2 separate regions of the Homo sapiens genome follow, and region 2 is linked to region 1. A link is a contact called in ENCODE Hi-C or POLR2A ChIA-PET data. All regions are on one chromosome and are shown on one strand. The core of a region is the stretch at or near the end of the contact, and the rest is flanking DNA. Distances in the headings are between cores, read along the strand shown.

What was found. Hi-C counts contacts between places; a loop is a spot of excess contacts on that map. ChIA-PET counts read pairs that join two places held with the same protein, here RNA polymerase II (POLR2A). Pooled maps may share reads with other maps.
Region 2: a map of IMR-90 shows a loop between it and region 1 (4-fold over the local background). The contact joins the enhancer-like site here to the promoter of LINC02843 in region 1. A Hi-C loop is called at or near these places in 4 of 168 maps with a recorded cell type or tissue (IMR-90, PC-3, aorta and 1 more) and 3 of 50 pooled maps. POLR2A ChIA-PET finds 5 or more read pairs at or near these places in 1 of 52 experiments (MCF 10A).

Annotation. Positions count from the first base shown.
Region 1 is chr9:88,650,726-88,653,425 of GRCh38, forward strand. It overlaps LINC02843 (long intergenic non-protein coding RNA 2843), which reads right to left and starts at 1,435. Exons shown (of 4, transcript NR_144626.1): 1 at 1,236-1,435. LOC105376135 (a long non-coding RNA gene) reads left to right here and starts at 1,124. Exons shown (of 2, transcript XR_930098.2): 1 at 1,124-1,341; 2 at 1,464-2,148. RefSeq lists an enhancer at 1,104-2,303.
Region 2 is chr9:88,774,307-88,777,006 of GRCh38, forward strand. No RefSeq gene overlaps it. Among named protein-coding and RNA genes, the nearest start is that of MIR4289, 30 kb to the left of the region's middle. Within about 2 kb of position 1,370, at least 7 of the 41 ENCODE cell types and tissues checked have a DNase peak (open chromatin) inside an H3K27ac peak, as active enhancers do; they include PC-3 and endothelial cell of umbilical vein, where a contact is called at or near this core.

The DNA of each region.
Region 1 (2,700 bases), core at 185-2,684:
AGGATGGTGTTGATCTCCTGACCTCGTGATCCACCCGCCTTGGCCTCCCAAAGTGCTGGGATTACAGGCGTGAGACACTGCACCCGGCCCATTACGGGGCTTTTTTTCCTTCCTTTCATGCCTGATAATATTTGATGGGATGCCAAACACTGTAAGCTCTCTGGTGAAAACATAAAGGTTTTCTTGAAGTGAGGTTTGAACTGAATTTTGAAGGGTATATATGGCTTAAACAGTGAAATGAGGGGAAAAACATTTAAAGAAGAGGGACAAACGTGAAAGTAGCTGAGGCATAAAAGGCTATGTGTTTTTAAGAAAATAAAAGATTGCTGGGGTGACTAGGAGCAAGCAGTGAAATGGAGAATTGCATTCTATGTCTCTTGGGGTAAAGGGATGGGCAGACCATGTCCCACTGACTCAGGGGCTTTGTTAGGCATTTTGTTCTGTATCCTGTGAACAATAGTAATTCTTTAAGGGCTTTACTTAAGCTCAGATTTGCAGAAAAATCACTCTGGCTTCAATGTGAAGAACAGCTTGAATGAGCTTCAGAATAGAAGGGGTGTCGAGTTAGGAAGCCACTGTAGATTTCTGAGTGAGAGATGAGCATAGTTGGGGCCAGGATGGGAGCAGAGATGGAAAGAAGTGGGCTGACCTGAGATACAAGATGTGGGGTGACTCTTGACCCCTCCCGACTGCACCCTATGAGATCAATCACCAAGTTCATGTGAACGCTTTTCTAAGGGGAATATTATTTTCACAGAGTGAATACATTTTTTATTGATATGTTCATAAATATACTTTCTTACAGTTCTGACTATTGCATGTAGTACCTCAGAAAGGAAACCTATTTATTAACTTGTACCCAGAAATGACTCCTAGTGAATCTCTTCTGATATTTGCCCAAGAATTCCCCTAAAACACTCAGTAATGAAAAACCTCATTCCAAAGGCCTAGTTCAATATTCCTCAAACTGTAGTGTGCATGAGAATCACCTGACAAGCTTGTTCAAACAAATATTTCTGGGCCACATTCCCCAGAGTTTCTGATTCAGTAAGTCTTATTCAGTGACTTTTCACCTCTATCAAGTTCCTGGGTGATTTTGATGCTGCTGGCCCAGGGACCACTGTATGGGAATCACTGGTTAATCAGAAGCACTATAGCCAAGAGTGCTTCTCTTGGAGAAGGAAACACAGAAACTCTGTTCCTTTCCAGTGCTGTGACTTGGTCAAGTGACTCACCCCTCTGTGCCTTTGTTTCCTCATCTGGGTCTTGGTGAGGCTTAGAGTGAGGACTGTTGGAAAGCATTAGGACAGATGTATAAGGAGCATATACACGCTTTTATACGTAAGAAAATAAGTTCCATGTGCCTTGCATATTCTACAGTTCTCAGTGTATGGTGAGACAGATCCTGCTTTCAGTTCATCCTTGGTGAATGCTAGTCAAAATTCTATGTGATGTCACAACAGAAATCTTCAGTTAACAGTCGTGGAAAGGACTCAAGCTCTACTCCATCTCCACCTCCTTGGGTTTGGGTAAATTCTCAGCAGGATTGTGCATTAGGTGAGTGTCTGCTTCTCCCCTGGGTCCCCATAACTTTGCTTGCTCCTAAACAGGGAGTCACATCTGGGAAGAGACAGTAGATAATGGAGCCAGAGAGCTGACTCACCACGTGGGATGGCTGTGGGCAAGTTTCCCAGGTTGCACAAGCCACCGGGTTTTCTGAAACAGATGGAAAGACCGCCTCTGCAGGCCGCTGGCTGACTTCAAGATAGTCGTGCTGTATCAAGTGGTGTGAGAAGGAAAGACCCATAAGAGACTTTGTCATCCAAGTTTCAGATTCCCCTGGATTCCTTAGCGATAAGACATGCATGGCTCATTACATATTCTATTTATGAAATTTCTACGGGCAAAGACTCGAATGCCCTTTAACTGGGTGCGCACATGGGCATCGCATAGTTTTCCAGAGTAACCCAAGATACTGGGGTGGAGAGAAAAATGGAACCAGAAGACAAGCCAGCTTCTACCAAAGCCACCCAGCAGTCAGCCAGCCCAGACTCTCAAATCTGGACCTGGGGGTCAGCCCTAGGTAGACAGGCAAGCCATCTTTCAAAGGCTCCCATGTCCTCTTAATAAAGTGAGAGCCAGACATTAGCAATCATTCTCACAATTTTTAAAAACCATATTATCAGCTGTTATTTTAAATATCCCTAACCTAGTATAGTTAATAACAGAAACAGAAAACATTTAAGATTTTTAAGATATAAGAATTGAAGATCTTGAGTCAAGCTTTAAAATGAAAGTAACTTTGAAATGAGGTCAAAGTTAGAACATTCAGCAAGGAATCTTAATTAGAAAAGTATGACTGGGCAATACTAGAACAATTCTGAGCAAATGATTTTGCCACCAGGAATGGTAAATTCAAAGAAGGCAAATTAGCAGTAAGTTGCAGAGATGGCCACTTGAATGAAACACAAACAGGGTTAATTTTTTTCACTCGGTCAATTGCATTTCTCATACAAAGCTGAAAAATGCTCTCTTGTAATTCTCATTTTATAATAGCAATTCTTTTGTTTTGCATTGCCTGGCCATTGCAATCTGGACAAAGCAACTTTTCCATCCTATTTTAGTTCTCAAAGTATATTGATTTTTAATTTCCTGGAGCCAGTTTTCTACACAACAATATTTTATTCACTATGAGAAGTA
Region 2 (2,700 bases), core at 120-2,619, 120 kb after region 1:
GTGAGATTGATGAAAGATTTTGTAAGCAGTTTTGTCACCATGGGGTAAAAATGATCGGTTTCATGGGAATTATATCTGTTGAGCTTATAAAATCTTACTCATTTTTGCACAGGAAGTCCCACTTATATGTTGCTAAAATAATAAAGTTTGTAGATAGGAAATTGAGTAAATTGTGAGTTTGGCCATGGCTGAAATGGAATTAGGGTATTAAATCGTGTGGTTTCAATCCTACCATATTTATTCATTTCCAAACAGTTTGGGGGATTATTTGTTGACAGTCACATAATTAATTATTGGCTGTTATAGTGGCATGCGTTTCCTTGACAAACAAGAGTTTAGTTTAATTCAGAGAGTTAAATCTGCTTTAATATCCAGACACTTGTGGCTGTAGGGTCTCTTTTGGAGACTGAATTACTTAATAATTGGCTCTTGACTTTTTGCAACTGTAATGTCCTCGAAGTATATAATAGCTCCAAACAGTAAGCTTGGGTCCCCAGTACTTGATTTTTAACTGGGTCTACGAGGCAGTCAAGAAGGAGGTGCTGAGGAGAGCCACATCACACACTCAAGGAACCGTTGTGATTCTCCCATCTTGCCCACCCCATGGAAAGAAGGGTCCTCCCTTTTTCGTCTCACTGCTTGAGGTAATGACACCAATTCTATAGTCTAGGATAGACAAAGACTCCCAGAGAAAACAGAAAGAAATAAATGAAACACTTTCTGAAATTTTTCCTCCTGAAATAATATTTTGTTTGTACTTAAAAAAAAGAGAGATGATAACTTATTGCTAAACCTTTAGTGTGTCTACATGGGAGAAGTGACTCAGCAGGTCTTGGGCCAAACTGCGTATTTGTTTAACTTCAATCTCAGGAGAGCCAAGGAGTAAAACCATGGCACTATCTTTGTTGCAACAAAGACTTCTTGCTTGATGAGCATTCTTGGCAAGGGAGCCTTCATATTTTAAAAGGCTGTAACTGTTTATGGCTATCAGCTTATCACTCTAAAACCAAAGGAGGCCTGAGGACAAAGAGTGAGCCAGAGGGGATGTTAAGGGAGGGAGGGTTCTCCAGGAAGCAGAGTCCTAGGCAGTCTGCAGTCTGGACCCATCACACTGCAGAACTGGGCAGGGTGACCAGGCATCTGCAGCTTTCTTGTCTCTGAGCAAGTGAGAGTGCTGGTCCTTGTACACCAGCATCAGAAATGAGAGCAGACAATGGAGGAGGGTGAATGCAAGGGGTGCTCAGGAAGAAGCACAAGCAACACCCTACAGGGGTTGAAGGGAGACCATTTTCTGGGTGGGAATAAGTAGAGATTTATGAAAGAGCCGATATTCACACGTGGCCACAGGATTTTGACAGAGTGGTGGCAGGACCTCCAGGTGGAAGGAACCAGTGAGCCAAGGTGTTGAGTCCTTAGGCAGAGATGATGTCACCCAATATGTATTTTGTAGCAAAATACATATTTGTCCTTTTTGCTTAATGTATGCTGAGTCATTTAACCCTCACAGCGACTCTTACCCCCGCTTCCTTTATTCTCACTCTTCTCCTCTTTTCCCTCTCAAGATCATCTCCTCTCTTCTTCCCTTCCTGTTGGGAAGTCAAGTGGACGGGGTGGATGGGGAGGAAGGAACTGAACAACTCTACGTGGAATGTTCGGGGAAGGACTCTCTGAGGTGGAAATGTTTAAACTCAAACCTGAAGGGTGAGAAAGAACAAGCCAAGCGTGTGGATTGGGAGACAGAGCATATTGCACTTGGGGAGCAGAGAGCCACTGGGGGAGTGAGTGCACGTGGTGAGGTCAGAGAGGGCCAGGGCATCTTGTAGGCCATATGAGGATTCTCCCAAACTGTCTGGGGGTCCCTGGCTTCATGCTGAAAGGGAAGACAAAACCCAGGCAAGTCCCAGGCTGAGAAGGGCAGAGTCAGAAGACAGAGGGCGAAGCTGCCCCTCAGGGGCTGGATGGGGGCTGATGGGTGCCCTTGGAGCTGCCCCTTTCAGGGGTCAGAACTTCCACAGAAGAATTTGGGGGTGGGATACAACTCAGCCCACAGCCATGTCAAATTGATTGGCATTGGTCATCTGCCTTCTTCAGTTGCTTTTATTTTTCTCTTCTGGAGAGCCAAGAGCCTGAAAGGTAGAATTGAGAGCCTAGAGAATCGAGCCCACGACACAGTGAGGATAATTCCTTAAACTTAATTGCATCTCCCAGATGGATTGAAACTGCCTGAACTGGTGCCCCCCATTTTCCCCTTTTGGAACCAGAATGTCTATAATGGCTCTCCTACACTTATACCATCATTGAATTTGGTGGTCAGATTACTTGTTTTCTAGTTTTACAGGGCCACAGATAGACAGGGTCTGTGGCTCAGGGTGTATCATAGCAGAGCCTCACCTGACTGCTCAAGGCGACTGAAATGATGAGATTTTGGACTTGAAGTGGGTGTTCTAATGGAGTGAGATCTTTGTTGTCATGAGACAGGATAGATGCATTTTGCAGATGAGAGAGAGGAATGTGGTCAGAGGGTAAACTATAGCAGACAAAATTTTTGCCTCCCCCATTTTAGACCTGCCTTTTAATGGACTTGCTTAGTCATTGGGGTTAACTATGAGCAAACACAGTCCCCAGTACAGCAGAACAGAGAAACAACAATGTACCAGGTTAGATCAGAGCAAAGGAATGTTTGAAAACTGGAAACATCTC